Linked DNA regions of Mus musculus: all the other regions are linked to region 1. The links are chromatin loops, found by intact Hi-C in ENCODE. Cell type or tissue: heart. All regions are shown on one strand.

Region 1 (5,000 bases):
AGACACACAGAGACACACAGAGACAAACACAGACACAGACACATACAGACACACACAGACAAACACAGACACACACACACTAATATAAAACACACACAGACACACACAGAGACACAGAGACACACACAGACACACACAGACAGACACAGACACACAGACACACACACACACACACACACACACACACACACACACACACACACCACTTTAGAAATACTCAACTCTGGGACTTGATCTTGTCAGTCCCCAGGTTCGCAGCCTTTTTATCCCTGTCTCTCTAATTCTGTGTCCAAGGTTTGAGTGAGTCAGGATGTGAAGAAGATGTGCCTGATGCTTCAGCTCTGCCTGTCTTTTCAGAAGAAATAAGTAAATACCTGTGGAATGAATGAATGAATGAATGAATGAATGAGCCTGAAGCTTCTTTTCTGGGACCCACAACCTGCTCGGTCTGAATTTTGAATTCCTCCAGAGCCATACTTGTAGGCTGCCTTCCTCAGGTTTCTTGCCACTTATGCACAGGCAGCTTCCTTTCTTCTCAGGACTTGAGTACCACCCTGAGTGAGTGCCACCCTCAGTATCACCCTAAGTGAGTGAGTGCCACCCTGAGTGAGTACCACCCTGAGTACCGCCCTAAGTGAGTGAGTGCCACCCTGAGTACCACCCTAAGTGAGTGAGTACCACCCTGAGTGAGTACCACCCTGAGTGAGTGCCACCCTCAGTATCACCCTAAGTGAGTGAGTGCCACCCTGAGTGAGTACCACCTTGAGTGAGTGCCACACTGAGGGCTTCCAGGTAGACACTGCTTTCCCTTGGCCCTTGTGTATTCATGGCTTGTTCTGGATCACGTGACTAATGCATGCTCCGGACTTTTTCTACCTTTATTTCACTGCCTTCTCGTTCCTCTCTCCCCTTTCCTTGAGAAATTTCAAGAAAGTTCAGTGCAAACAATTGAGAAACTCTAACAGAAACCCAGGGCAGAGAGGGCAAAGGGCTAAGGAGGAGGGGCCAAGCCCGGTGCCTTCTCTTGAGACCCAGTGGGAAGGGCAGTCTAGGGCAAAGCCTCCATGGAGTCTTAAAAGACCAGCATGCTTCCTTTTGACAGCTGACTTGCAAAGAGTTAACCCTTTGAGGAACCGTCCTGTATGATTTGGCTACTGCTTTGGCTACGGCATGAGTGTGAGGACCTGTATTAGGCTAACAAGCTATATGGTTTGCTACCAGTTTTGACCAGTTTAGATATCACCGTTTTCCCAGAATACTATCAAAGTACCTGAGCAACCCAACTTCCTACTACCGGTTTCGAGATGAGATATTCACACAAAGAGGGGAATTCTGTTTTCCCAGAAGGGCTCTTGTCAGAACTCAGGTTCCAAAGAACCGTGGATTAGGCATGGAAGTTTCCGTGGACCACTTTTGGTTTGGGGGTTGGTGTGGCCGCAAATGCCAGGCTGTTTCCCAGCATCTCCCCCCACTACAAAGCCTAGTTTCTTCCCCTTGGGTTCCTAATGTACTTTTGTTATTTATATCTTTAATTGGGTGAGAGTACCCAGAATTGTAAAAAAAAAAAAAAATCTGAATAAGTAAATAAATTTAAAAATTAAAAAACTCCTAGTTGGTGATGTCTGACTTCCTGTGTTCATGTTGTTGCGCTCTTGTTGCTGTGGGTTTTTGTTTTGCTTCTCGAATGTTGTTGTTTTCCAGGAAAGCTGTCGTTTATCGTGAGAACAGGAGCAGCCATGTGTTGATTTTTCTGGATTCCTTTTGGCTACTGTCCCAGTGCTAATGAAGGCCCTTCCAAAGTGCTAACGAGCTGGTGCCAAAATCAGTTATGCCGAAAACAATGGAGAAGCGTAGTGTGCAGACAGCATGTATACCCCCATATGCACACACGTGTGCATGTGCTCGCGCGCGCACACACACAGATTTAAGATAATATATTCGTGTGCAACTTCCTGTTTGTGCAAATTAGACATAGCTGTTCGTGCAAATATGGCGTGCACGTTGGAACTTCACAAAGGAGAATGTGAGGGTTCCTTTAATGAAAAGACTTATATTTGGCTGCCGAAATCATTCCTTGCTCATAGGAGGAACAAAGTTTCTAGATTTTTCTGGGCACAAATTTTCTAGCTGGGAAGCTAGTTAAAATGTACATTCACGAACTTAAACAGTTTAAGGTGTAATATCAATGTGACTATAGATTTTATTTTCCTGAGAGGAAGATCCTGCTATAAGAACCACCAGGCACTGTTTAGTTTAGGTTTGGCCCCCCTGGATGATTTTAGTAAAGTCACCAGCATTGATCTTTGAGCCCTTTTAAGGTGTTATTTTGTCGCTGGGGCTCTCTCTGGCTTCCATGGCTTCTTCTTGCCTTCCTCTCAGTGTGTAATTACTCTCGCCTCAATTTGTTTACACAGCTTGGAGATGGGGACAGAGTTCTCTGGTGACCGTGCAACTGCAGCAATCACCGTAAAGAGAAGCATTTAGACGCTATAAAACCTAAACGCCCGGCATGCACCATTACATAGCAGTTACTGAAATTTAGCAAATTAAATTAAATAATTTAAATAACTTGATTTCAGGGATTTAAAAATTCATCTCTGTGGAATCCAGTAGTCAGTTTATTATTATTATTGTTGTTCATCAAGTACAATTTATGTTTTTTAATGAATCAAAATCCCTCTTCGGCCGCCCAGTCCACAGTAGCTCTCGGCACCCTCGATTGAGTCGGTATCTTCGTGCGCCATCTTCCGGCAGCGTCTAGTACCACGGCCGCGAGGTATCAGCCCAACCCTGGGCTGCGGAGTTGGGGGAGTCGCCGCGACTGCCAGGGTGGCCAAGTCTCAGTCTCTGCAAAGATTCACGGTTAGGACAATGCTCGAAGCTATTGAGTAAACTGCTCCCGTGGGCTTTGTTATTGTGGGTCACCCTGAAGCACGGGGACAGCCCGGAGAGACTCTGACTGTGGAGGCTGGAGGCTTGTTTTCTGTCAGTGGACGCCTGCTCTCATTCCCCATCAACGACTAGATGTGACTGACCTGCCATTTGTCCCACATCACCGGGAAGCCAGCCGTCCCTCCACAACCCACGGCTTTTCTCTGCTCCACCAGGGCTCCGTTCCAAGGGGCCGTTGCACGTTTAGACGCACAGCCCAGATAAAAACCTGTTTTAAATATTTTATTTCCCTTTCTGAAACAGTCAAAGCCATGTGTTGTTGGGATAATGGAGAGCTGCGCCTTGTTTTTAAGACTATTTTTACACTTATGTTCAATCTAACGATAGTTTAACAAGTAAACAACCATCAGATGATACTGATCGGGGTTGAAGGAGGGAAATCCTTTCCTAAGCAGCCCTTGGCGCCTTGGTTTGACTTATCTCGTTTCGGTTAAGTGCCACCTACGTCTTTCCCCACGTACCCTGGTTTGTAATCCAGTGCACCCACCCACGTACAATGGCTAATAATCCAGGCACCCAGGAAAGGAATCCTCTACCCTCTCGTTGGACCTCTTTCCTGGCTTCTAGGCAGAAGGCAGTGTGGGGAGCTGAGCGCCTGATTGCTTTCCCATTTAACAACTGGCTTGTCCCCTCCCCCACTACAACGCTTCAGCGGAGCAACAGATGGTGTTGGGGGCTTTTTTTTTTTCCCTGAGTTTAAGATGGTTCATTTTGTGCTTTCTCGGGAGAACGATGAAGATTAACTCCACTCCATCGTGAGCTCTTGCAAAAGAGCAAAAGAGAAGATGTGATATCTTCTAAAAAACTCCCACTTCATCTTGCCCCTGTGTGGCCAGTGCGTTCTTTGTCATCTTCAAGTGGAAGTCTCTTCTCTCTTCTTAAAATTAAATCCCTTTCCTCGTCATATCCCCCTGCTTTCTTCTTTCCTAGGCACACACTTTCCATGTCTGCACAGAAAAGAAATGTCAGGAAAAGTTGTCAGACAATTTATAATTCTGTACATGTTAAGTTACGGATCTCTGGAGATTTTGAAGGCTGTTTTATTCTTTCGAGCAAAAGACAAAACTCAGTATCGGCAACAGCAACAGGGCTGGAGAGGCTGCTTAGCAGGCAAAGGCACTTATGCCCAAGCCCAAGACCCTGCGCTTGATTCCAGAGTACCACATGGTGGAAAGAAAAAACAGACTCCCCAAAGCTGTTCTCTGACCTTCCACACCTGCACGGCAATACTCAAGCACTTCCCACACCCCCACACCACACCCCCACATCACCCCTACCCCCACACCACACCACACCCCCACATCACCCCCACCCCCACACCACACCCCCACATCACCCCCACCCCCACACCACACCACACCCCCACACCACACCCCCACACAAGAGAGGGCTTGACTCAGACTTACACATTAAATAAATAACATTTAATAGAGAACAGAAATCACACAAAGGGAAATATTTAAGAAAATCAGATTAAGGCTGAGTGTGGCGGCTTATGCCTATAAACCCAGATATTGGGAAGCTGAGGCAGGAGGTTGGCTATGAGTTTAAAGTCCACCTGAGCTATGGAATGAGACCCCTTCCTCTCTCAAGAAAGAAACAAACAAATAATACAATACAAACTGGCATGATAACACATGTCTGCAAGCAATCCTAGAATGTGGGAAGTTGGTTTTATAGTGAGTTCAGTATTCACCTGACCTACACCCTTAGGAAGAAAGCAATAATCAGACCGAGGGCTGATGGCATTCCTCTGTTGTATTACATTGAAGTAGCAACCGCAGACATAAAATGAAGAGATGGTACTAGGTAGTCTTGTTCCCAATAATACAATTATTTACTTACTTAAGAATTTTTGAGAGAGGCTCATAATATAGCCCCAAGCTGGTCTTTAACTCACCACCCTTTGGCCTTAGTCCTCAGTGCTAGTGTTAAAGGAATGTGTCATCGAGATCAGCCTCCATCCTTAAAGGTCTGAGCACCTTCCTCTAGCTGCACAATGATGTAAAAAGGCAAAACGAAACAAAAGGAAACAACACAAGAATCTG
Region 2 (5,000 bases), 200 kb before region 1:
TCCTGACTGTGACTCAGTTCTCTCTCCTGGGAGAACGGTAGCAAGGCTTTTTTTTTTTTTTTTTAAGAGTAGTCTGAAAATAAACCTGTGTGTTTCTATTTCCTGTGCCCCTTTTTATGAAAGTTAAGCTAAAATGTTGAGATGCTGGGTGACCAGCATCAGCAGAGAGAGGACCCATGTGTCCTGTTGACCTTCTGTGAGGCGCAGCAGGAGGGAAACCAGGAAGCTCCGTGGGCTTTCCCTGTCTGTAAATCAGGGCCCTGTTCATTCAGTTTACCTGGACTCTGGCTCCTGTATTCACTCCTTAGGGAACTGTGCCTGGCCCTAATATACAGCCTGTTTCTCTGAACCTGCTGTCCACATGTCACTTGCATCCAGGATACAAAGCACCCTGGTAAAATGGCAACTTAGAAATCTTAGTTCTATCTGGAATCTTAGCAGGAAAGAGTACAGCTCTGTGCACCCCTTCCTGACTCTGTCTAGGATCTCTGGCTATGGCTGCTGTTGCAGTCTTTGCTGAAACTTAGCCTTCCTGACTCTCCTGAACCTACAGTCTACTCAGAAATAACATCTAGGCCAGGAAGCCCATCATATGCCTATGCCACAGAGCACTGGAAGAGGGTGTAGGAGAGAACACGTTGGGTATTGGCTATGAAAGCTCATGCTGGAAAGACAGTGGTCTTACAGAGGGCCTTTGTCATCCAGGACTAGTTTGTGGAGTATTTTTACGGCTTGTGTTGTATATAAATAATATGTACGTGCTAATTGCCTAAATCCAGCACTTTTGGCAAAGCTAAATTCATCAGAACGTTAACACTTTAAATCGAATACACTGCCGTAGTGTATTCTTTTTCTTACCGCTCACCTCTGAGGAAAAACGGAAGGCAGCAGAGGCATTTTTTTTGTGTCTGTGTTGTTTGGTTCATAGTTCATAATCCAAAGCACCCAGGGTGGACATTTTAAGTGGGTACAATAGCCAGAGTGACAGAGAATGAGGTCTGATTGACTCTAAGCTGCCTTTCACGTGTAAGCATTACAGAGTGTTAACTAAGCTACTCTACAGCACGCGTAACTGTGTGTCTTTGTTTCTGACTCAGATCAGAACCTTCACAGATGTAGGTTTCTTAAAGTATGACGTGGCCTTTAGCTTTCATGGGAGCAGCAGTCTGTTCTTCCGTATGAACCAGAATCTGCTTGAAGCGTATTCTAGCCTCGTATTCTTTCTAAACAAACATTGTTAGAATATTAGTTAAATTAGTTAGTAACTGTGTTTAAGGTTACTTTGGATTCTTTTACCTAAACACTCACATTCAGTACAATTAAGTTATTGGAATGTTTAAGATTAATGGGACGACTGTTATTCTATGTGAGGTGGTGATATCGGTTGGCAAAGATTTCCAACCATCCCGACCATGCTCACAGACCAGTGTGAGACCTGCTGATTTCAGGGTTGGTGGCTTATGCTAACATTCTGTACGTGGTGCTGTGCAGCGTTCTTAGATGCGCTCACTAGCTAGTATGTACTGTGTGTGGCTCTGACTCTTCACTGCAGACTGTACTTTCAAGAATGCTAAATGTATTGCATGCCATAGGCCTTTTGGATTGCCCATTAGTGAATTGTAATTTCACACTTCATTTGAAATATTCTTAAACATTCTCTCACAGTAGAAGGCTTCACACAGTAATTAAAATACTCAGTTAACAAAGTCTGAGAAGTTTGATTTCCTCACAGGGAGTGATTTTGCTAAATTGTAGCATTTCAATTAATATAATAGAAGATGTCAAATACAAATTTTGTGTTGCTGTGACCCAAAATCCTGCCTAGTGAAAAGTGAACTACTGTTTCTCTGGAGACAGGAACGAGACTTTAAGCCTTTTCTTCCTTCTTGGGAACAGATTGAGGATGACCTTTTTAATCCAGACTATGTGGAAGTTGACCGGATAATGGACTTTGCACGTAGCACAGATGACCGGGGCGAGGTAACAGAGATCATTTGTGTTACCCTGGGTGGCTCACATGTGTTGACAGAAGGGACAAAATCAAGGTCTGAGCCTGGTCAAAGCCTCCACTACCAAGCTTCTAGTCTGTGTTTAACTGAAACGTTAAACACAGAAATCCTCCTTCCCTCAAGGAGAATTCCCACTGACTCAGAGCACCCAAAGTGTTTCCCCTTCAGTCTTCCAGACTCATATTCACCATTGTAAGTGACTGAGAGCAAACAGGATAGTTTTTCCCTTGAAGAAAAAACTTGTCTGTTTTTCACTCTGCAGGCAACTATTCAGTTATATAAACAAATAGCTTACTATAATAAATCCAAATCATGTAATTGAGTAATTAGATTACATAAAAATTAACCTTTGATTTGGCTTTTTGGTATTCATTAGCTACTCCTTAATATTTGGTCATGAACCAATGATTCAGATAAAAAGCTCATTTTTTTTTTCTGTTAATACCCAATAATCCACTTTCTAGTATACACTGGAAATGACCACTTTCAGTGCTTATAGTTATAAAATGTGGGCAGTTGAGTCTTCCCAGTGCTGGGGGTTGTCTTGGTCAGGGAAGCAGAGCTCATGTCTTTTCCTGAATATATAGTATTTGGTCAAATGACTTTAGTTCTGATTTGTTTGAACCTGGCCCAGCCTGTGATTCACTACCTGGTGAAGTGGTGCTCACTCCCTTATGAAGACAGCACATGGGAGCTGAAGCAGGACATAGATCAAACAAAGATCGAAGAGTTTGAAAAACTCATGTCCAGGGAGCCGGAAACCGAGCGTGTGGTGAGGACTGGCTCTCGGGGAAGGGTTTGATTTGGGCATAGCATAGTGGTGTAGTCACTGAGAAACCACTAATGGCATCTACTATATTTGGAACAGGAGCGACCTCCTGCTGATGACTGGAAGAAATCGGAGAGTTCCAGGGAGTATAAAAACAATAACAAACTCAGGGAATACCAGTTGGAGGGAGTAAACTGGCTACTTTTCAATTGGTACAACATGTATGTAAACATGCTTCTTTTTACTTTCAATAAATGCTGTAGCTCATATCCTTTGTGGTATTAAGAATATAAATTTTAATGCTGTAATACGTTTTTAAAATTCAACTGTTGGAATATACTTAATTTATTCACCAAATTAATCAATGGATCTATGTAGAAATGATATCTGTTTGCTGGGAACTTTTCTTTGAGATATATTTTGTTGAACTAAGAAAATAGCTAAGGTGGTATGGGGTATGCATTTATGGAGTGTATACTCTGTAAAAAGAGAGTGACAGCTGATAATCACGAAGCTTTCCTGTCCTTTTCTTTCCTAAAGGCGAAACTGCATTTTAGCAGATGAGATGGGTTTGGGAAAAACGATCCAGTCCATTACGTTTCTCTATGAGATATACTTGAAAGGAATCCATGGCCCCTTTTTAGTAATTGCCCCATTGTCCACGATCCCCAACTGGGAAAGGGAATTCCGAACCTGGACGGAGTTGAACGTGGTTGTGTACCATGGGAGCCAAGCCAGCCGTCGGACCATTCAGTTGTATGAAATGTACTTCAAAGATCCCCAGGTAAAGCGGTGGGGTGTGACCCCTGTGCATGTTGTATATGTTTTAGAGGGTTGAAGACTCAGATCTCTATGACCTGGGGATAGAAGCCTCGATTTCCCTTACTTGAGAAACTTGCTTGAGATTTCTTATCCAATGCATGTTTGAAAATTGTCCTACATCCATGAATACTGGTTTTAGCATTTGTCATTCTGATTATTATAAAGAGTAACTTAACATTTAAGACCACAAACTCTATAACATATTAGTAACCTAGTTCTATTTTGTATGCCTAAGACAATGCCACACACACACACACACACACACACACACACAAAAATGATGCTAAAATGTGACCAGGGGGGACATTTTATTGTCCTATGATCAGAAGTGAAAAAGTCATTAAGTAAAAATCCAAGTATGCCACAGAAGAGGGAGTTAGTGCTTGCTCGTGTAAGAATTGTTCTAATCTTGTCTTGTAGTTACCTGCTTGTAGTTATTACCTCTTACTGGCAATAAAGCATTATGCATGCATGATAGGGGATGGTATATGCTAAAACATGTGTAATCTTTAAGTAGTAGAGGCTGTTGTAGAGTTGGTAACAATACAAAGTGTGACCTATAGTTAAAAGATTAAAAAATATTGAAATCTGTTTTTATCTTTAGATTTGAGAAATTATAAGGCTCATCCTCTTTGGATTCTTTTTTAAATTTCAAATATTTTGGTATTTTACAGAAATGTTTTAAAAAAGAAAAGAAAAAAATTAAGTTAGAGAAACTTAAAAAAAAATTAACGTTACCTCAGCATTGAATTTCCTGTTAGGTTCTGTGGGCTGTGACTAGACTGGAGCACTTAATGTCACTTTATTCACATGTGCTCTCTAAGGAAATTTGACCCCAAATTTTTCTAGTACTTCACCAGTTTCTTTTTAAAAGGAAATGTTTCAAAGTCCTACTTTAACTAAAATAACTGTAACCAGAAAACTTGACAACAGAATGTGCCACCTAAAATACAGAGGTCTCCAAAGGGTTAAATACATATATTTTAGAAGCTTTTTTATGCTCAAATGTAGGAACATAGCCAGTCCTGTGAAACAGCTCTCACGTGCTGTGCCCCCCCCCCCCCAGGGTCGAGTGATAAAGGGGTCCTATAAGTTCCACGCCATCATCACTACATTCGAGATGATTCTGACGGACTGTCCTGAGCTGCGTAATATTCCTTGGCGCTGTGTGGTCATCGATGAAGCCCACAGGCTGAAGAACAGAAACTGCAAGCTGCTGGAAGGGCTGAAGATGATGGACTTGGTTAGTGACCGTGGCGGCTGCCGCTGAGTCCCTGCACTGTTGCCTTGGTCTCTGAGTGTGCTGCCTTCCTGACTGCTGTCTGCTGGTATCTCAGTAGAGCATAGTCATGATAATTTGAACAACATCAATTTCAAATATTTGCCATGTCATTAACTGT
Region 3 (5,000 bases), 190 kb before region 1:
TATGAGACCAGGATTTTGCCAGGCAGGACAAGAAAAAGAAAGGTCGCTGAGGTGAAGCCCTAACTCAAGCAAACAAGAGAACAAAGGGACCTTACCCAAAGTATAGCAGTGCGCGGCACAGAGGGACTGTGCCCCTTAGACTCAGTGGGCCCTGCTAGGAAGCAGATGGGGTCACATGCTACTTTGGCTCCAGACAGTGGGTGGAGGAAGCCACAGCTGGTGTTTGAGCTGAGCGCTGTCTACGTGCCTGAGGATGGACCTCAGTGGGTGGAGTTCTCACCTAGAGTATACAGAGCACTGGGTGGCATCCCAAAACACCGCATTAAGCCAGGTGTGGCAGCATCTTCCTGTCGTCTCAGCCCGGAGGAGGTAGAGGTCAGAGAATGAGAATCAGGACCGTTGTCGGTTATATAGAAACGTTGAGGCTAGCTAGCCATTTGGGAGGACGGGCTGAGGAGGGGCTGTTGTTCCTGAGAGCGTGCCTCAGAAATGAAAGGACTAGAGACTGACCAGAGCCAACATTCCAAAAAAGATGGAATGAAGGATAGACAGACAAGCAAGGAGAGAATGATCAGCTGAAGGGATATGGCTGTGATCTGGGCAGTTTGCACTGTGATGGCAGGCTAACCCGGGAGTGTTGAGGTCCGTGAGGGAAGGAGACAACCTCCCATTCCCCTGCCTCAGCATGCACCTGTCCACCACCCTGGATGTCCTTGCCAATGGAGGAGAAACAGTAGTATCCACCAGGAGGATAAGCTCAGGGTATAGAACCTGAGGCCATTGCTCTGCTGTGACATCTGTGAACTCCTGTTTTTAAGTAGTGTTTCAGTAGTGTTTGTTTTCTAAGAGAGCACCATGTCTGATAGTTGCCCGTCCACTGTGCTAGCTAACCACACAGTATTTATGAGCCCATATGGTGTCCACTAGCCTGTGGCTGAGTTGGGACTCAGGGAAAGTACTCGTGTATGAGGAGGACACACCTGACTATGCGCGCATACTTTTATTTCATAGCTTATAGAGAGAAAATAGATAACAGCAACCCCCAGCAGGAAAGAGGAGAAAAAGAGATTACATAAAGGACTCATGGTGCTGACGAGGCCTGTGTCACAGACGCTCAGTCCCATGACAAGGAGGACTGCTCTGAGCTTCCATGTCCTTCCTGCTCACTCTGGTTAATTGTATGCAGAGAGCATTGCCAAGGCTCCCCCCACCTCCAAAACATAGCAGGGGCCCTTTTCTGTATCTGATTTGTCTCTGGAGTCCCCTGTATAGATAGCTCTTCTTCTAGAGCCCCTTAGGACTCCTTGAGGTATTTGTCCTAATTGTCATGCCTTGAGGTGAGCTCTCTTGTCCTAAGAATAAATAACACAGTGACTGTTAGGGAGGGGTTCTTGTACCCATTTTTTTGGAAAGTTAAAAAAAAAAAAAAAAAAAAAAAAAACATGTACGTTAGGCTCCTAGCTCCAGAGACAGTGAGACAGTGTATCTCATGGACATCTCAGGGATTGGTCCAGGGCCCCACTGCACACTCTTATCCAGGCTTATCCAGGATCTGTAACTGAGCTCTCATGGAGTTATGGCTGTGTCCAAGTGGCACCCGCAAGAAAGTTTAATCATCCGTAGTAAGCTGTTATGAACTAGTCGTAAGAGAGGAAAGTGCACCAACTGGCCTAAACTTCTATTCTACAGAGCATGTCTTTGGAAAAGTAGGAGCAAATCTGTACATTGGTGGGAGTGGTAAGATAAGCTTAGTGGGAGAGAACTCTGGATGGTGGGAGTACATGCCATAAAGATGCATGTGGTTGAAGAGTGTCTGCATATGGTAGCCAGAGTCCCCGGCAAGTAGCAGCTCTCTGTGGAAGGAGGAAAGCTCTACTCTTCTTTCCAGTTGCCTTTGCTCTGCATACAAGATGAATGCACTACCAGCTGCACTTTAACTAAGTAGTTGAGTTTATCATAACCCATATCCAGTTGATGTTTTCAAATCTAACCTCAAAGGAAATCTTTAATTGCTAATTTTTAAATTTTGTCTTGTGATACATGGGGCAGAAATTGCAACTGTCTCCAGATGTTTGACCCCGGTGTTCACGTCCCATCCCATGACTCACAACTGCTTATAACGCTGTCTTGGGAGGACCTGATCCCTCTGGCTCTGCAGGCATCCACTCTCGAATGCACACATGCACACGTATGCACACACTTTAAATTCTAAAAGTTAAAGGAAAGAAATTATCAGTGGCATCAAAAAGGCAGGAGTGTTGTTTTGCTGCTTCTTAATAAATTTAAAATTTTATAATGTGAGTTTAGATTTCTCTTTGAATTATTTATGTTTCAATTTTTCACTAAAATAATTCCAGCCTGCCTGACATTTGCTTTCTCAAAGTGAAAGTCTCATTTTTAAAAGACAATTCCTTGATCATTAAGTGGTTTTAAACTATATTACACTTCATTTTTATCCCGGGTTGTATGCCTCATAGACAAAGAATACCCAAATATCATAGGGTTAAATTATTCATTTCTAAATCGTAAGCATCTTATGAGCATTATACAAAAGAGTAAAACTTACTAAAAGATATAATGTGATAATTCACTGTGAGTCTCTGTGTGAGCCCAGGAGAGCTTTCTGAACCTAGTGCCTGCCAGGTCTCCAGACCGCAGGCCTGGGGACACCATCACCTTTAGTCAGGGACACTGTGGCTTCTGTCCTTAACATGGCATCTCCTCCTTATCTTTCCTTGGTCTGTTTCCACACTTACAGAACTAATCTGAATCTCAGCTTTTTGTTCTTGTGGAAGGCGACTAAGGGTCAGGCCCTTCCGAGAGAGTTGGCATTTTCTGCCCGGTTCACTTTGTGAAAAGGTCGTGCACCTGTGGAAGGCCTGGCATTCGCTCCAAACATCAAGTGGCTTTAATCTGCCCTTGATGATTCTTAACTCATCTAGTGTTCTCTGTATGACCCCATGGGGACAGCCTCAACACCACCTTAAATGGAAGCAAGACTGTCCTTCACTGGCATTGTGTTGCCTGTGGAGGTGCCATAAGCCGTTACAGTGGCCTTCCTGACCCAACCCGACCTTCAGACGCCTTTGGGAGATTTCTGTAACCCACATCGGTACGTCACATACAGTGGGAGGAAGTTCCTGGCACAGTATAATGGCAGGAAGTGAGTGCTTGGGGTTAAACTTGGTGTGCTTTCGTTCTCAAAAGCATCTATGATAGGAGAAGAGTGTGAAACCCAGCCCTGTGTACTGGGGGCCCAGAGGCCAAGGAGGGGGCCAGATCACCTCTGCTTCACTCCAGCCAAAGGACTGGAGCATTGAGAGAAGCCTACCTGCCGCTGCCTGAACCCACAGCACGATGGAGGCCGTAGCTGTGAGCCTTCCTCCTCGGGGACATGTCCTTCCACTGAGTGCTCTACCGCACTCTGTGAGCCTTCCTCCTCGGGGACATGTCCTTCCACTGAGTGCTCTACCGCACTCAAACTTCTGCACAGTGTAGAACATCGAGAAAGGGGACTTAGCCAGGAAGCCATAGGTTGCCTTGGTTTTCATCTTTGGAGGGTTTGGGCATTGCTGTTTTTGTTTTACTCAGCTGACACCCCCTTCGCCTGTAGTTCAGGCTCTAGCTTTTCTGTAGGTATTTGGCCCTTGGCTTGTTTTCGACACCTATGGCCTAACAGTCTGTTGTTGAAATCTGGGTGTGTTTTGTTTGGTTGGTTTTGGTTTGGTTTTGTTTTGTTTTGTTTTTTAATATAGTCAGCAAACATTTGGTGGCTGGAAAATGTGGATCTCTCTCCAAACTGCCTCAGTATATGGAACTTAAAACTTTGGTCCCTTTTTAGGCCTGTGGTTATGTGTGGATCTAACTTGGAGTAAGCAGGTGGCTTCCTGCTCTTACATGTGAATGGGATATTCTGATTTTGCCAGTTTGCTGTGGGTTTTGAAAGCAAATCCATTGTTTTTAGTAATAAAAACCTCTTACAGTATTCACGTCATGCCATCCAATCTCTGCAGGTGCTGAAGAGAAAATTTTGGAAGAGTTTAAAGAAACACACAATGCAGAGTCTCCAGATTTTCAGCTCCAGGCAATGATCCAGGCTGCTGGCAAGCTGGTGCTGATTGACAAGCTGCTGCCAAAGCTGAAGGCTGGTGGCCACAGGGTGCTTATCTTCTCCCAGATGGTGCGCTGCTTGGACATCCTGGAAGACTATCTCATCCAGAGACGGTGAGGCCACTGCATAGAAACAACAGAGAGAGAGGGCAGGATGCGGTGTGAGTCACCTAGAAGTGACATTTACAGTAGAGGTGGCAGAGTGGGAACAATATATCACACACCCCCCCCTTTCAAAGCCACAGTTATATATAAGGGCATCTTACATGAGAGCAGGGGGCACTGTGTACTTTTTTTTTTTTTCTGAGACAGGGTTTCTCTGTGTAGCCCCTGGCTGTCCTGGAACTCATTCTGTAGACTAGGCTGCTCTTGAGCTCACAGAGATCCACTTGTCTCTGCTTCCTTAGTGCTGGGATTAAAGGCGTTTATCACCACCGCCAGGTATATGTAGGTTTCTTTGTTTGTTTGTTTTATGCTGCATACTTTTGTGAGCAGTTTTTCTTCATTTCGTTCAACTTGGGGAGAAGAGTTCTTACTTAAAATTAAAATGTATTTTATCAGCTGTTTTTAGAGTTTAGCTGTTTCCTTGAGGAAGTAAAACAAAACTTTAAATCTTGAGTGTTCTGGCAGTTGTATGGAAAACACTCCTGATTTGAAGTATTTATGCTAAATCCTTCTATTATGTGAGTGCATATTCCATATTGGAATACTTATTTGAAAGCAAAAATGAGCGAGCATATGGTAGCTGTGGGTCAGGCCTCCGTGTTGTATTTCCAGGTACCCATACGAAAGGATTGATGGCCGGGTCAGAGGCAACCTCCGCCAGGCAGCTATTGACAGATTCTCCAAACCTGATTCTGATAGGTTTGTGTTCCTCCTGTGCACACGGG
Region 4 (5,000 bases), 360 kb before region 1:
TTCCTTCCTTCCTTCCTTCCTTCCTTCCTTCCTCCCTCCCTCCCTCCTTCCTTCCCTCCCTCCCTCCCTTCCTTCCTTCCTTCCTTCCTTCCTTCCTTCCTTCCCTCCCTCCCTTTCTGTGTTAAGGATGGAAGCCAGGGCCTGTGCGTGCTAAGGACATACTTGACCAGTAAACATCAACACAGTCTCTTCTTCTCTTTAAGTCTGAAAATTTTCTTTTTGTTCTTCAAGTCTCCTCCGAACCCTTCCTCAACTCTGAAAATGTATTCCCTGGTTCTCATTCCCGTCACATGAGGAGAAATCTCCATATACTTTCTATGTAATCCCTGTAACACAACTGTGTTTCCCCAGGTACATGAGACTTGTGGGGTCGGAGACTGTAGCTTATATTAATTTGTGCATCATTAGACTCTGACACAGAGCCCAACATAGCAAATATTGATTGACTAAGAAGACTTTTTTTCAATGCATAGTAGCACAAGTCTTTTAATTGAAACTATATATTTTCAGACAATATAGTCTGATTATGGTTCCCCTCCCCCAGTTCCTTTCATATTCTCCCCAACTCCCCACTCACACAAATCCACACCCTTTCTTTCTCTTTTCCTCATTAGAATACAAACAGGCATCTAAAACTAATTTTTAAAAAATACAGTGCCGGGCGTGGTGGCGCACGCCTTTAATCCCAGCACTTGGGAGGCAGAGGCAGGCGGATTTCTGAGTTCAAGGCCAGCCTGGTCTACAAAGTGAGTTCCAGGACAGCCAGAGCTACACAAAGAAACCCTGTCTCGAAAAACCAAAAAACCAAAAAAAACAACAAAAACAAAAAATACAATAAGATAAAATAACAAACAAAGCAGAATAGGACAAAACAGTCAAAGGGAAATCACAGGAAACACATGTAGGTGCAGGGGACACACACAGAAGCAAACACGGCAAAGGAAAGCACAATGTATATGCAAAAAAACTATACAACAACAACAAAAAAGAATAAAACGAATACTCAGACAAAGCACTAAGGAACAGGGAACCTACAAAACTGCCATTGCGTTCATTTTGTGTTGGCCTTCTACTGCTGGCCGTGGGGTTTGTCCTTAAGAGCGGTTTCTATACCTAGTGAGAGTCCATTGAAAAGGGTAAGTTCTCCTTTGCAAGTGCTTATAGACTGCATAGCACTTCTCTAGGGATGGGGAGCTTGAGTGGTCACCCGTCTTTAATCCCAGCACTTGAGAAGCAGAGACAGCTGTGTGTCTGCAAATTCCATGTCTGCCTCATTTACATGTGAGTCCCTGGCTAGCTAGGACAGTGTAGTACAAACCTGCATCCAAAATAGATGGATAGGTAGGTAGATAGATAGATAGATAGATAGATAGATAGATAGATAGATAGATGATAGGTAGGTAGGTAGATGATAGATAGGTAGGTAAGTAGATAAAGATAGATTTGGTCTAATTGGTGATAATTTAGCTAAAATTTTGGTTCATTATGTTCTTACAAACATTGTCATCTTTTTATACTCCACAATAAGTTGCTAATTTAATACTTATACTAATTAAAACTAGGTTTGGCTGCAATATTAAAATAATATTAGTATAAAAAATAGAGGGCTGGAGACATGGCTCAGTGGTTAAGAGCACTGTCTGCTCTTCCAAAGGTCCTGAGTTCAAATCCCAGCAACCACATGGTGGCTCACAACCATCCATAATGAAATCTGGTGCCCTCTTCTGGAGTGTCTGAGGACAGCTACAGTGTATTTACATATAAATAAATAAATCTTTTTTAAAAATAGAACATTTTGAGGCAGATGATGGTGACACAGGCTTTAATTCTAGTTCTTGGGAGGCAGAGACAGGCAGAGGCAGCTGGTTTGAGTTTGAACTTAGCCTAGTGAACAGAGTGAGTTCCAGGACAGGGAAGGCTACACAGAGAAACCCTGACTCAAATACACACACACACACACACACACACACAAAAAAAGAACATTTATTGTTGTTTTGTTTTATGAAATAGTTTTCACTATGTTGCCCAGGCTAGTCTCCAACTTAGAGGTTCAAGTGATCCTCCTGCTTCAGCTTCCACAGCTGGGATAATAGATACAGCCTCACTAAGCCTTGGCAGAAAAACAATGTATCCCAGCCCCACACAAATTCAAGGCTCGAGTGGGCTTTGGTTTTTTTTTTTTAAGAATTATTTATTTTATGTATATGAGTACACTGTCGCTGTCTTCAGACACGTTAGAATTGGGTATCAGATCCCATTAAGATGGATATGAGCCACCATGTGGTTGCTGGGAACTGAACTCAAGACCTCTGGAAGAGCAGTCAGTTCAGATGGCTTAGCCAACCTCTAAGCCATCTCTCCAGCCCCAAGAGTGCTTTTCAAATGAGTCCCTATGCCATGTCTTAATTCCAGATCTGTGATAGAGGGGAAGCTAAGACACTAAAAGTCAAAATTCAACACCTGCCTTGGCAACTTAGTGAGATGTCTCAAAATATTAAGAAGTAAAAAGAGTGGGGGGTGTAGCTCAGAGGGTTCAATTAGCATGCATGTTTTTCTTCGGTTTTCAGGGAGGGGCAGAGGAAAAGAGGGGCAGGCACAGGGGTGGGGTAGGCAAATGTAGATTTCAATGTATCCTTCCCAACTCTTACCCTTATCAGAAGGCCACGCTCCATACTTCTGGAGCATTTTAGCACAAAGCAGGTGAATACGTTTCCAGATACAGGTTTTCCTGTCTTAACCGGCTCTTTGGCCTTAACATCAGGATGAGACAGACATGGTATGAGGTAGAGTGGAAATAAAGGCGATGAGTAGAGAGAAGAGAACAGTGTTTACAAAAAATGTTTCCCGTTCTAGCACTCCATGGGGCCTCTGCCTGTCGCAGGCTGTGTTTTCTTTGAGCTGTGTCTCCCCTTAGCTTTGGGGGCTGGGCTCTCTTCCAGCGCTAGTATCAGACAGCTGCAGTTCCACCTCCAGCAGCTGGGGGGCTCTATTCCACCACGGCCCACTCAGAGAAGCGATTAATTCTCACCCTTTTCCTGTCACATAAAGGAGGTGACTTCAAAGGCCACAGAACATTCTTCTCAACAGTACAGAGGGTATAGACTGCCACCTGCCTGCCCGTTTGACACTAAGGGGGCCCACCCTGTGCTGCTCTGGCCATCCTTGTTGTATGAAGCTGATTCTAACATCAGACACCTTCCACCAAGACCTCAGAAACCCAGCTCCCTTCCTTAACTCTCTCTGGATTTTTTTTTTCCAATCTCCCAGAGTTTTGGAGCAGGCTGCTGGACATCTCCCATCTCTACCTAGCTGAGGACAGTGTCTCCTGCCCCTCAACTCCCATCCTTCTGCAAAAGGGCTCCCTTGTCTTCGCTGCCCAAGTTCCTCGTATCCAAATAAGGAAGCACACAGCTTCCACTGTTCCCGTTGCCACTGGCGCTTCTTGCTTAATTATCTGTTCTCTGGTTGCATTCTACACATCATCATGAGCCGAACATGATGATGTCATCATTGACCTCCAGATGACCTCAGTGGACAAAGACCTTAGATTCCTCCATTCCACCGGGGCACCATTGCCACTTCCAATAGTTTTCTGTCGCACTATACACTCTAGACCTGTCCTCATTTCTCCTTCCTTCCTTCCTTCCTTCCTTCCTTCCTTCCTTCCTTCCTTCCTTCCTTCCTTTCTTTTTTCCTTTCTCTTTTCCTTTCTTCCTTCCTTTCTTTCTTTCTTTCTTTCTTTCTTTCTTTCTTTCTTTCTTTTTTTCTACTTTTTTAGACAGGAAAAAAGGAACTCACTATCCTGGAACTCACTTTATAGATCGGGCTGGCCTGGAACTCACAAACATTTGCCTCTGCCTCCAGGGTGCTGAAATTAAAGGTAAGCACCACCATACCTGGCTCTATGTCCTTATTTCTTGTGACCATTCTGTTGGGAAATAAAACACCCACACTGCCATTGGACATTTAACTTTGTCTTGGGTGGAGCATGGTGGGTTTGTGCATGGCTTCCTTTGGCACAATGAGTTCTATACGGTTGGCACAATTACTATCTCTGCCTCACAGGTAGGTAAGGATGGAGGATGCTGGCCTTGGAGTTCTTTGGAGGTAAGAGATGAGCTCAAGGTGACAAAGTTAGTAGGCCACAGCTAGACACAACCCCAGCACCGTGAAGTTTCATCAGAAAAGCTTCCTGCTCCTCTTCAAGAAGATGGTCGTTCAGATGCTCTGGGCTTCACCAACAGCCTTCCTCAGGACCCATGTCTGCACTGTCTCGCCACATAGGGAAGTACTGGACTTTCAAATGGCCTCATGAACTTTTTATAACGAAACAGAACATACACAAAAGTAGAAAGAAATGTGCAGTGTTGCCTCCCTCCCTGGGTATTATAAGTCCAACATACATCAATGTATGGCCTCTCTTGTCTGTGCTCCACCATTTCTTCACACTGTTAATGCAAGTCCCAGAGGTCACGTCAGTTCGGCTTTAAGCATAGTTATGTGTGCATGACAATCCAGCCATCACCAAACAGCACCTGGTCTTATAAGATCAAAATGGAGCTGAGAGAACCCTGATACCTATAATGTCATAGCCACCCTAAAAGTCTTAGCACATTATATCACTCTTGTATTTGTGGTGACACTGATGTAAATATACCTACCGGTCAAGTGCAGGAAGGCCCTGGGTTTGGTCACCTGCAACTGGAGGGAGAAAGGGAGGAAGGGAGGGAGGGATAGATAGATACTATCTTGGAGAGAGGAGACTGTAAAGGAAGATTTCAAGTTCACAACCCGTCTGGGCTTCTTTGAGAATAATGTCAAAAAAAAAAAAAAAAAAAAAAAGAGCCAGGTGTGCTGACATACACCTTTAATCCCAACACTCAGGAGGTAGAGGCAAGTAGATATCTGTGAATTCAAGGCCATCCTGGTCTACAAAGTGAGTCCAGGACACCCAGGGCTCTGTTACACAGAGAAAAACTGTCTCAAAAACAAAACAAAAA
Region 5 (5,000 bases), 180 kb before region 1:
GAGTGCCCCGTGCTTGTCACTGCCATCTAAGATGGACACTCAGTCATCCAGTCCATCCTGGACTGGCTGCTGCACGGTGAATACCCCACAGTATTCATCCCCTATTCTGATCGTTTCATTTGGTCTGGCACCCATGCTTCGTCCGTGTTGTAGGTAGTGTCAGGATCCTCTTGTCCGATAAATGCTATTAAGCTCTGTGTACACCTTACTTTGTTAATCCTTTCTCATCCTCTAGTGGACATCTGGACTGTTCCCACGTTTACCTGTTACAACCTCGCTGTGGAATTGTAGATGATTGGTGTGGGGCTAACGTGTGGTAGACAGACAATTGCAGGTCCTCTTGTAGGACTCCACCTTTCACTGACTGCTTCCATCGTTAGCACTGGGGAAGTCACATGGCGCTTTTTGCTTTAGTTTTGTCTCTGTTGCTGTGTAGACCCAGCTGGCTCAAAGTCACAGAGCTCCTTCTGCCTCAGCCACCTGAGTAGCTAGGATGGAAGGGATGCAGCTGTTCCATTTTATCTCCCGCTTATCCACAAAGACGAAGGTCTCTAACGAGAGTAGTTTACCTAAGGTTTCTCAGTTCAGAACCCAGTGGGACTTGGTGGCACACTTCCTTTCCCCCATGCCCACCTGACCACAGAAGTCTGACTCTTTGCCTCCGGGCTCTTGAAAGGGTCACCGTGATCCTTCAAAGCATTTGGTGTCTGTGGAACTTGTTACTGTCCTAGCATGGTGTTTCATACTAAAATTGTAACCTGATCATCATAGCTCTCAGAAAATGTCCCCGTCTTCATGGTTTACCTTGTTTTGGGTTAGTTGCCTTCTGGGTTCAAGATTCAAACAGAGGAAGTTAAATGGTTTAATGTGACATGCCAGCATAGCTGTGGTAGTTTTTAATTCCTAGTCTCCTGTCAGCAGCAGTCTTCATAGGGAGCCCTCTGCAGTTAGGACACGTGGTGGAACTGGGGCTCTTTGAATATCTCTTTCAGTCTCAGAAAACCACTGTTGATACCTTCTAGCTTTTCTCTGGAGTGGAAAGTGTCCCATTGTCCTTGGCCTGTAGACTGTGCCTTGAGATTCACTCTTGTCAAATGTGAAGAGATGTTGCTGTTAAGGTAGAAAAGTGAGGCCCTAGAAGGACATCGTAGAGAAAAGATGACCACTGCTCCTCACAAATGGGAAGCTTGCAAGACCAGACAGATGAAGGAAGCCGAGTGGGGGATGTTAGTCCCGTGTGCAGTCCTGGTCTTTGGGTTGCAGTCACTGGCAGGATGTGTGAGAGAGTGTGGACCAGCCCCAGGGGCACGTTAGCCACCTTGTCCCTCCGTCACGGAGTGGACTCTCTGAGAGTGGGAGCTGTGTCCTGGCCATCCTTTCTCTTCCTGGCTTTCCCTCTAGAAGAAAAGGAGATGCTCACATCAGTTCATAGAAAGCTCCACACTACTAAACCTGCCCCGAAATGGAAGTCTGTGTTTTCTACCAAAAGGAAAAGAAACCATTAGGCTCCCTGCCTTCGAGTCAAGGAAAGAGTCCATCCACAGGTAGAGGAGATTTCCTTTGGAACTACTGTTTCTGAGCACCCAGTGTAAGAAAACACTGGCCTGCGGATCCTCTAGCCAGAGGAAAGCAGTGCTAACTCCATGTTCCTTATTGGTTCAGTGTGGCAAAGTCAGTACCTGAGCTTACCTGTTACCAGGAGAAAGAAAACTGAAAAGAAAAAAGGCATTCCCCAACATGACTGCATATCTTGGCATGCATTTTAATATTTGCAACCTTGCAGCCTATCCAAAACCTATGTTGGCCATGGGTGGACTCTTGGGGTAGACAGCGCATCTACTGATGCCTGGACAGGACTAGTCTGTTTTAGTAAGACTGCCCCTGCTTGTCATTTTGATGTCTTAGAGGCAAGTCGCCGCATCTTGGGAGACCTAGATCTGCATGCTTGTGCTCAAGGTGTCCCTGTGACCTTGGGTATATAACTCGTCCTCTGTTACCAACAGTGTTCACATCTGTAGTGTGGAAATGAGAACTTGCCCATGTCATCACAGGTTATTATGAAGACCAAGTGAGCCAGTGTATATAGATGAGAAACATTGGTACAGGGGTGTTATACAGTTATGTGACAGGCTTATTCAGCTAGGGAAATAACACTGGAAGAAACCAACCTTCACCAAGAAGGTCATCTTCAGGTGTCAATCAATCCCATATGCACATATGGGCTGTAGTAAAGACATGACCTGTGTGGTATACCAGGTGAGTTTTATTTGTGGGGGTGGGGAAGTCACATTTTAGCCATTGAGGAGACACACCCAAGATGGAAAATCTGGTGGCCTGACAGCATCACCAGTTTTTAGTGCTGATTCATTAAAAATGAGTATCAGTGAGTTGGATAATTTTAATCTTGTAGTGTTTATTATTTTTAAACCACAACTAAGGTCCCCTGATAATATAAGTAGAAGTAATAGAAATGTTTACTGTTCCCTGAGTAGGGTAAGGACCCACCCCCTGCCCACTACTCTCACCATCTTCCTTTCTTGGAAGCAAAGTTGTATAATCTGAAAAACCTGACATTCCATATTGAGGGTTTATTGTAAGGTAGTAAAACCAGATTTTATATCTCGTTTATTCCTACAACTTCTGATGTGCTTCCAAAAATGGTATTAAGGCAGCAGCTGAGGAAATTTTATGAGATAATGAAGCAGAACAGTTACTGAAAGCCATCTGCTCGGTTGTTTACAAACTTGCTTCAATACTTCAGAGGCAGTGGTAGGGTACGTGTCTAAACTTCACAAGCTGCACTAGGTAGGTCTAAGTGAAGTGCGCCTGGGCTGGGCTGAGCTCACTCCCTCTCTGTGCAGCGTGAGCGGTTGCCAGGCAGGCCTGTTGGAAGCCAGCAGAAAGCACCACACAGAGGTGATTATGTGGCACCATCTGTCACGCTTCAAGCCTACCATACAGCATGGCTAATCAGGGTTGGCAGTATGATGGATGAACAGCAGCAGCTGCCAAAAGCCACTGTTGGCAAACAGCACTGAAGTTAAGAACTTTTCCCCCCCTCTCTCTTCCTCTCCAGGGTCCTGCTGCGTGTCCGCATGCTGTACTACCTAAGACAAGAAGTGATAGGAGACCAGGCAGAGAAGATCCTCGAGGGCGCTGACTCAAGGTTGGTGCAAGCACACGTTTGTTCAGGCCTCCACAGGCCAGCCCAGGTGGTTGGGAAACTCTAACTCCAGGCTTGTGCTCAGAACCCTCCCCTCGCAGGAGCTCACCTCCTTTCTGTGTTTGTCCTCTGGGCCTGGGGATGGGAGGAAGAGGAGGTCAGGGCCATTTGCATGTGCTTGGTTGTAAGAGGGTGAGAAACAATGGCTTCTGACCTAGCTGGCATACTTTGTGATGAGGCTCATTTCTGGCTACTGACCACTGCCCCTTCCGTGCTGCCGATTCCTTCCTACATGGTGGGTGTTTACCGTGTAGGACTAGGGTTCATTTTCAGTGCTCCTATTTAAAGAGTGCTTCAATGCTGTCTTCCAGTGAAGCAGACGTGTGGATCCCTGAGCCATTCCATGCTGAGGTTCCTACAGATTGGTGGGACCGAGAAGCAGACAAATCCCTCCTAATTGGAGTGTTTAAACATGGTAAGGGGCCTTTCTGTTTGAGCGCATCTTGACTGTGTGGCTTCATCTTTATTTAGAACTCTTTGCGTACTCTTTTCCAAAGTCATAATATTAATGAGGACCGTTCCAAAGGACTCTTGGCGCCTACCATTTTTCTGTACTAAAAATCTAATATGAACTGTAAATATCAGATGCTGTTTTTGAATGTTTGTTGAGTGTTTGAGAAGAAAACATTTCTTTCTTGGCTGTAAACAGAAGTCAAACCATATTTGTTTTAGTAATAGCCAAGTCGTACCGTAGCATTCCCGAAACTTTGCTTCTGGAACGGTTGCCCTCGCTAACTCTGCCAGCCCGTGTCAGAGTGGACGGTGGTCTTAACCTCTGCTATTAATCTGGACAAGTGCCTCCTGGGCTTTGTTCCAAGCAATATTTCACAAATGTCAGTGCTGAGGACTCACGGCTCCCCCGAGTGGGATGTAGCCTTGTTAACTTTGAAAGGCTGGGGATGCAGAAGTGCTGTGATATATACAGTGAGCGACTCCTGATTATAGTCCCAATTGTCTGGAGGTCCTGGAGGTATTCTCAGCCGCCCAGCCTGACTAACGGGGAGAATGATGGCTTATAAAGCCTTTCATGATTACAGTTTGGCTTGCGGCTCTACGGCAGTTAGGAGCGGTGTGTTGTAGTACACATCCTAATTGAATTGTGCTGTTGCTCTGTGTACTCCAGCCGTGTTCTGTGAGCCCGGCCTCAGAATCACTTCCCTGCAGTGCACTGTTGGGATCTGCCATTTCCCATCTAGTCAACTTGGGCAGTCAAAAAGCAAATTGCAGTTTGAAAACCATAGAGGGAACAGTGTCATCTTCCTGACATGCAGCATCATAAACCTAATGAGACAGGTTCGCTGGCCTGCCTTCCATACACGGGCATTTTCAGCCGCCCATGTGAGTTCCTGCAGGACCAAACCTACTGAAGGTGGGGGGAGGGGGGGCCTGGAGAACCCCTGCAGAGGTCATAAAGAAACGTTAGGAAGCCTTTTAAATGTCAAGCAAAATTAGATGTTGGGGAAGAATAGGGTCAGAACCCCTCCCTGGCATCCTGCAGTTATCCTGAGCCCTCTCTGTCTGTGTTTGTGGTGAGTCAGTGGCACAGCCAGGGTATAGGGGCCACAAAAGCTGTCCTAAAGTGCTGCACCAAAGCAAGGTCTGTTTAGCTCGCCACAAATGATGTCTGGGAGACAAGCTGGCTGTGCTGTGGCAGGGGCTGTGGCTGTGTTCTGACAGTGACGGGTCTTCCTTTGTTGTCACGCGTGTCCTCTGTGTGCTGGTGGCTGTGGCCCAGGCTATGAGAAGTACAATTCCATGCGAGCTGACCCTGCACTGT
Region 6 (5,000 bases), 380 kb before region 1:
AAAAAATACCAAGAAAATATGTGTGTGTCCCAACTGATTTTTTTTTTTTTACTTATTTTATGCATATGAGTACACTGTAGTTGTCTTCAGACATACCAGGAGAGGACATCAGATCCCATTACAGATGGTTGTGAGCCACCATGTGGTTGCTGGGAATTGAACTCAGGACCTCTGGAAGAGCAGTCAGTGGTCTTAACCACTGAGCCATCTCTCTAGCCAGTATCAGCTGGTTTTAAAACACTATTTGGGGAGCTGGTTGCTCTTCCAAAGGACCCAGGTTCAATTCCCAGCACTCCCACTGCAGTTCACAAGCCATTTGTAAGTCCAGTTCCAGGAATATAACACTTCTTCTGACATGGTGAGCATGTGGAAGAGAGAACAAGTTTAGAAGACTCCATTTTCTCTTCTCCCATGTGAGTCCTGAGAGTCAAACTGAGACTACCAGACTTGGTAGCAGGTGACTTTACCCACTGAGCCATTCCATTACCCACTCAGCTTTTTTATCCCTATACTGTAATGGCCGAGGAGGAGGGGGGGGGGGGAGGAGGAGGGGGGAGGAGGGGGGAGGAGGGGGGAGGAGGTAGCAGCGGTGGCAGCAGTGGCCAGGGCTGCCATTAAAGGAAGCTGCAATCTTTTACATTTTCCCTTACATTTCTTATCGCTTCCATTTTCCATTTCCGTCTCCTCCCACCCCCCAGCACAGATTTAAGGAAGGTCTGTAAAATAAATTTATTTAGCACCAAACCTCATTTGGGAGGAATCCCTCTAACAGGAAATGAGCTCATGTCTCTTGAAATGAAGCGTGTCATTAACTTCATCTTCTTTTCTGGAGGCTTCTGTTCCTGCTTTTGTCATTTCCATGTCTTTAATTCTCATTGAGTATTCAATTAAATGAAACCAGTTATTTTATATTTTGAAGAAGGCATGAAGCTAAAACACCATTTCATACAAGCCTGTTTTAACTTCAGAGTAATTTTCCTCTATCCAGTTTCTTGATAAGCAAATACTGAATTTATCCTAAGTTCTCTGAACATTTTCCATTTATTCATATCTTATTTCCTGTGTTTCTCTTTTTCTTCATTGTCTTTTCACTCCTTCATTTTAAATAAAATCTACTACTTTGATACTTGGAGTAAAAATAGAAAAAGTAGTCACTTTTATTAATTTATGAAGTTAGGAGGCACAGTGTCAAGTTTCATTATCGCATTTCATACAGACATACCATACCTTGTTATTAGTCAGTGTTCTATCTAAACTATTCTTTTGTTTTGTTTTGTTTTTTGTTTTTTTCGAGACAGGGTTTCTCTGTGTAGCCCTGGCTGTCCTGACACTCACTCTGTAGACCAGGCTGGCCTCGAACTCAGAAATCTGCCTGCCTCTGCCTCCTGAGTGCTGGGATTAAAGGCGTGCACCACCACGCCCGGCCCTAAACTATTCTTTATCTTATTGTTCCAGCACCTAGGAGACGTCTTTAGGGTAAAAGAAAATCCTTTCACTTTGCTCAGAAACGGGGCTACTCTTCAAGCTTCGGTACTTTCTAATTTCCCTTTATTCCAATATTGGACTTAAATGATTAGAAACACGATTAAAACAAATTCCATATAAATTTTTTCAAAAACAATACAATAAGTGTCATTTCAAGGGTTTTTTTGAAAAGTCTCACCTGTTCTAAGGATTTCAGACACAAAAGGACATCTTAAAATTTTAAATCTAGAATCAGAATCAAGGTATTTTAACAGTATAAACAAACTCGGAAAGCTATTCGGTCTCATTTCAATTTTACCCACGTAGAAAACAAGCATTAAGAAATAAACCTTCTTCTATATCTACACCACACACACACACGCACACACTTTTTTTAATAGACTAGTTAATTTTGCTTAATTAAACGAACTGTCACAGGTTCTAATTAACCTTAAAGACAAAACGAGTTGTTTTTACAAGTTGGCCCTTGTGAAATCCCTTAATATCCATTTTAAAAGAAATCTTTAATGTCGAACACAACAATTTTATTTTTCCTGTTGAGGACCGTATAATTTTTAAACCGCACCTCGACGCCATCGCCCCTATCCGCGATCTCAAACAACTTAGCGTTCCCTTTCTAGGGTCCCCGATCGCCAGGCCCGGGCCGTCCAGTGCAGGGCCTCGCCCGCACCATTTTGACCCGGCAAAGGCGGAACCTACGACGTGCAGCATTCTGGACGCCTCCGCCAATCACAGGGACCGGCCGGCTGCGGAAGCCGGGCCTCCTCAGGCTGCCCGGGCCGCCCGCTCGCTCGGAGCGCACGTCGCGGCGGCTGCGCGGCACTGGCCCTTTAAGCCCGCGACATCCGGGCACCGCGGGCGGCGGCCTCGACCAGAGCCCGGAGGTCCGCGAGGCGGGCGGCGAAGGCAGGAGGGCTCTCGGGACGCAGCCTCGCCTGAGGCAGGTCAAGGACGCCCGAACGAGGGTCGCGGACGCTTCCCCGCGGGGCCGCGCCGCGCGTGTCCGCACCGCTTCCTGCGCGCGCCCTGGGGCGGGGCTATGCGAAGCTAGCCAATCAGCGATGGGCATCCTGGATCCGCCCCCCCCGAGCCCTGGGGAGGGCGGGGCCGTGGGAAGGGCGGGGCGTGGGGGACCTGCTAGCGGAGGTGGGGAATGGGCTGGGAGGAGCCAGTGGTGCGGGCCCGGGCTGCGGGTGCTGTCTCAGTCCGCGGCTTAGCAAACCTGGGGCACCGGCCGTGTTCTTAAGCGATTCCCCAGAACCTTCCACGGGCAAAAATCGGGAAAGTTTGCACTCACTGGTAGAGTACGACTATCTTCAGTTTCAGTGTTTTGAAAGTGGATGCATAGTTTGAATGCGGTATTTATTAAAATTGCAAGTTGGTCACTCAACTGTTTAAATACTGGAATTGGAAGAAACAAGCGCGATACTTTTTTAAAGCAAACACGTTTCTATGATATAGTCTTCTCGGGGGTCGGGGATCTATTTGATCAAGATTCTGTGTCAACTGTTCGATGCTCTGAGTTGGTTTGTGGGCACCACAGGCGTGTTAGCGGAAGATTATTTCTAGGACTCACGGTGACCAACTCCTACCCCAAAAATCTCATTTCTCGTCCCTCAACGAGAACGCTGGAGCCCCTACCTATCTATCTCACTGCTGGTCTTGGGTTCCGAGTATTTTTGAAGAAAAAGAAAATAAATATTGTTCGGCTGTGCAGGCGACTCTGCATCCTCTCGCCGATCTTGTCCCACTAGCCGTGCGCCCTCCTGCTTCCAGACCACCTCTGTTCTGAAACCCAGGCGATTTCACTTGGAGGCTGAACATCTCTTTCACATGGAGCTCAGCACCGATCCTCAGACCTAGTTTCATATCTCAGCCATGACATCTCTACTTGGTCATCAGCCCCTCAAGCCAACTCATCCAGCCCCAGAATCCGTTTTCGTCTGCTCTTCCGCTCAGGGCTCCCTCCGGTTCGGTGCGCGCGCCCGGCGTTTCCACCCGGATCCCCGCTGTTACCTGCTCACTGCGCGTGTCCCACGCTTCAACCCTTCCCCCACCACTACAGTGGACTAAATGGGTGGTGCTCCTTTTAATCCGATCACTTCCCTCCCGTTTAAAATCTTTTAAAGGAATCGTTGTGGCCCTCAGGATAAAAAATACCTTCTAAAAAAATCCACTCAGTGCTCTGTCTGCTGGGTTTTTAGTGCCAGGTTCGATCCTAACCTTTACCCTGTTGTACTCAGTTTGACATTGTTTTCAGTTTTCGGTGCGACTCTCCAGGGGCTGCCGCACCTCCCTGTCTCCTGGTCTAGTGTAGTGGCTTCCTTCTCTTCTCCAAAAATGAGGATTAGAGAATCCGTGCCCTTAGCCCTAAGTACCGCAGTGTGCTGACCTCTCTTTTGGCTGTTCTACCCAACTTCATTTCCCCAGTAGCTTCCTGCTCACATTGTTCCGAGTTTCTGGGGTGATCTTGGCAGTATCTGATCAGAGGACAATAACCCTTTTAGCATACACACTGATGGCACAGAAAACCAACAAATAATCAGTAGCCTGGTTGGGTTGTCAATATATTTATAATTGCTATATTTTTCTTTTTAGAATGCTGGGTTACAAGTTTATAAGAAATTTTATATATACATAACATGATACAAGTTTTAAGACAAGTTTTTTTGTTTTGGGTTTTTTTTTTTGGTTTTTTGAAAGATATAAGTTTTAAATTAGTGTGTTTTGTTGAAATTATAAATCTCTTAGCAATGACATGTGTGGCTTATAAAATGAATTTCGGATTGAAGCTTAATGGTCAGAAACACTTATTTTAGCTCAGACTAAAAGTTTAAAACTCAGCTGAAATGTACACCCTTAATTATTGAGAGAAGAAATGGGGGGAAACGTTAGTATCAAGCTGAGATTCTAGTTCCTTGCTTGTAGCTCCTTGTGCAACAACTATCGATATGTTAAGAAACTGCCTCAACATTGCAATTAAAAAAATATTCGGGTACTTTTAATACTTTCCCAAAGTATTAAATAACAGTATGAACTGTTATTCTAACAAATTGAAACTCTCGTTTTTCTGTGCTAGGTCTCAAGTCTCAGATAGCCATGCTTTCAGCAGTGTATTATTTTTAAACATGGTCCCACTATTCACTTTACAGGAAAGTTAAACAAGAATTCTTTGTGGAACAATGGAATATTCAGAGCAGTGTTCTCAGGCTGTGTGTTGTGACTCCTTTGGGGTCTAACGACCCTTTCAGGGGGTCTCCTAAAACCATTGGAAAACGCTGGCTTTTCTATTACAATTGATAACAGTAGCAAAATTGCAGTTATGAAGCAGCAACGAAAAGACTTTTATGTTTGGGAGTCACAACATGAGGAGTTGAATTAAAGGGCCGCAGCACTAGGAAGGCTGAGAGCCCCTGAGAGGACAAGGGATTTAGGCAATAGCACTGCGGTTGCTCCTTAGCCCTGTGATGGCTTTCTTTCAACAGTTCAACCAACCTGTTGACTTTGTTACACTT

What was found. A loop is a pair of places that touch in the nucleus more often than their neighbours do. Peaks named below come from ENCODE experiments on the same cell type or tissue, not always from the same donor. Only the 100,000 strongest peaks of a DNase experiment are listed, where the experiment ranks them.
Region 2: a loop joins it to region 1, with 4 times the contacts of the local background. A loop is called at or near these places in 6 of 42 quality-filtered maps.
Region 3: a loop joins it to region 1, with 3 times the contacts of the local background. A loop is called at or near these places in 9 of 42 quality-filtered maps.
Region 4: a loop joins it to region 1, with 7 times the contacts of the local background. A loop is called at or near these places in 16 of 42 quality-filtered maps.
Region 5: a loop joins it to region 1, with 2.7 times the contacts of the local background. A loop is called at or near these places in 15 of 42 quality-filtered maps.
Region 6: a loop joins it to region 1, with 3 times the contacts of the local background. A loop is called at or near these places in 3 of 42 quality-filtered maps.

The regions. Positions count from the first base shown.
Region 1 is chr4:9,025,197-9,030,196 of GRCm38, forward strand. No RefSeq gene overlaps it. Among named protein-coding and RNA genes, the nearest start is that of Gm34428, 19 kb to the left of the region's middle. In heart, a CTCF peak has its summit at 2,761 (motif pointing left); DNase peaks (open chromatin) are centred at 2,785 and 3,535; H3K4me3 peaks cover 1,591 bases; H3K27ac peaks cover 2,922 bases.
Region 2 is chr4:8,823,566-8,828,565 of GRCm38, forward strand. It overlaps Chd7 (chromodomain helicase DNA binding protein 7), which reads left to right. Exons shown (of 38, transcript NM_001277149.1): 9 at 1,897-1,980; 10 at 2,644-2,781; 11 at 2,878-2,999; 12 at 3,319-3,562; 13 at 4,667-4,843. Among named protein-coding and RNA genes, the nearest start is that of Gm46842, 85 kb to the right of the region's middle. In heart, a CTCF peak has its summit at 2,902; no DNase peak of the experiment used is centred here.
Region 3 is chr4:8,834,538-8,839,537 of GRCm38, forward strand. Chd7 (chromodomain helicase DNA binding protein 7) reads left to right here. Exons shown (of 38, transcript NM_001277149.1): 16 at 4,014-4,224; 17 at 4,888-5,000. Among named protein-coding and RNA genes, the nearest start is that of Gm46842, 74 kb to the right of the region's middle. In heart, a CTCF peak has its summit at 3,027; a DNase peak (open chromatin) is centred at 3,094; H3K27ac peaks cover 1,096 bases.
Region 4 is chr4:8,663,882-8,668,881 of GRCm38, forward strand. No RefSeq gene overlaps it. Among named protein-coding and RNA genes, the nearest start is that of Gm8273, 19 kb to the left of the region's middle. In heart, CTCF peaks have their summits at 1,714 (motif pointing left) and 2,972; a DNase peak (open chromatin) is centred at 2,980; H3K4me3 peaks cover 334 bases; H3K27ac peaks cover 734 bases.
Region 5 is chr4:8,847,720-8,852,719 of GRCm38, forward strand. It overlaps Chd7 (chromodomain helicase DNA binding protein 7), which reads left to right. Exons shown (of 38, transcript NM_001277149.1): 24 at 3,077-3,166; 25 at 3,535-3,638; 26 at 4,959-5,000. Among named protein-coding and RNA genes, the nearest start is that of Gm46842, 61 kb to the right of the region's middle. In heart, no CTCF peak of the experiment used is centred here; a DNase peak (open chromatin) is centred at 2,952.
Region 6 is chr4:8,644,994-8,649,993 of GRCm38, forward strand. Gm8273 (predicted gene 8273) reads right to left here and starts at 2,464. Exons shown (of 1, transcript NR_168732.1): 1 at 1,970-2,464. In heart, no CTCF peak of the experiment used is centred here; DNase peaks (open chromatin) are centred at 2,208, 2,538 and 3,468; H3K4me3 peaks cover 2,580 bases; H3K27ac peaks cover 2,261 bases.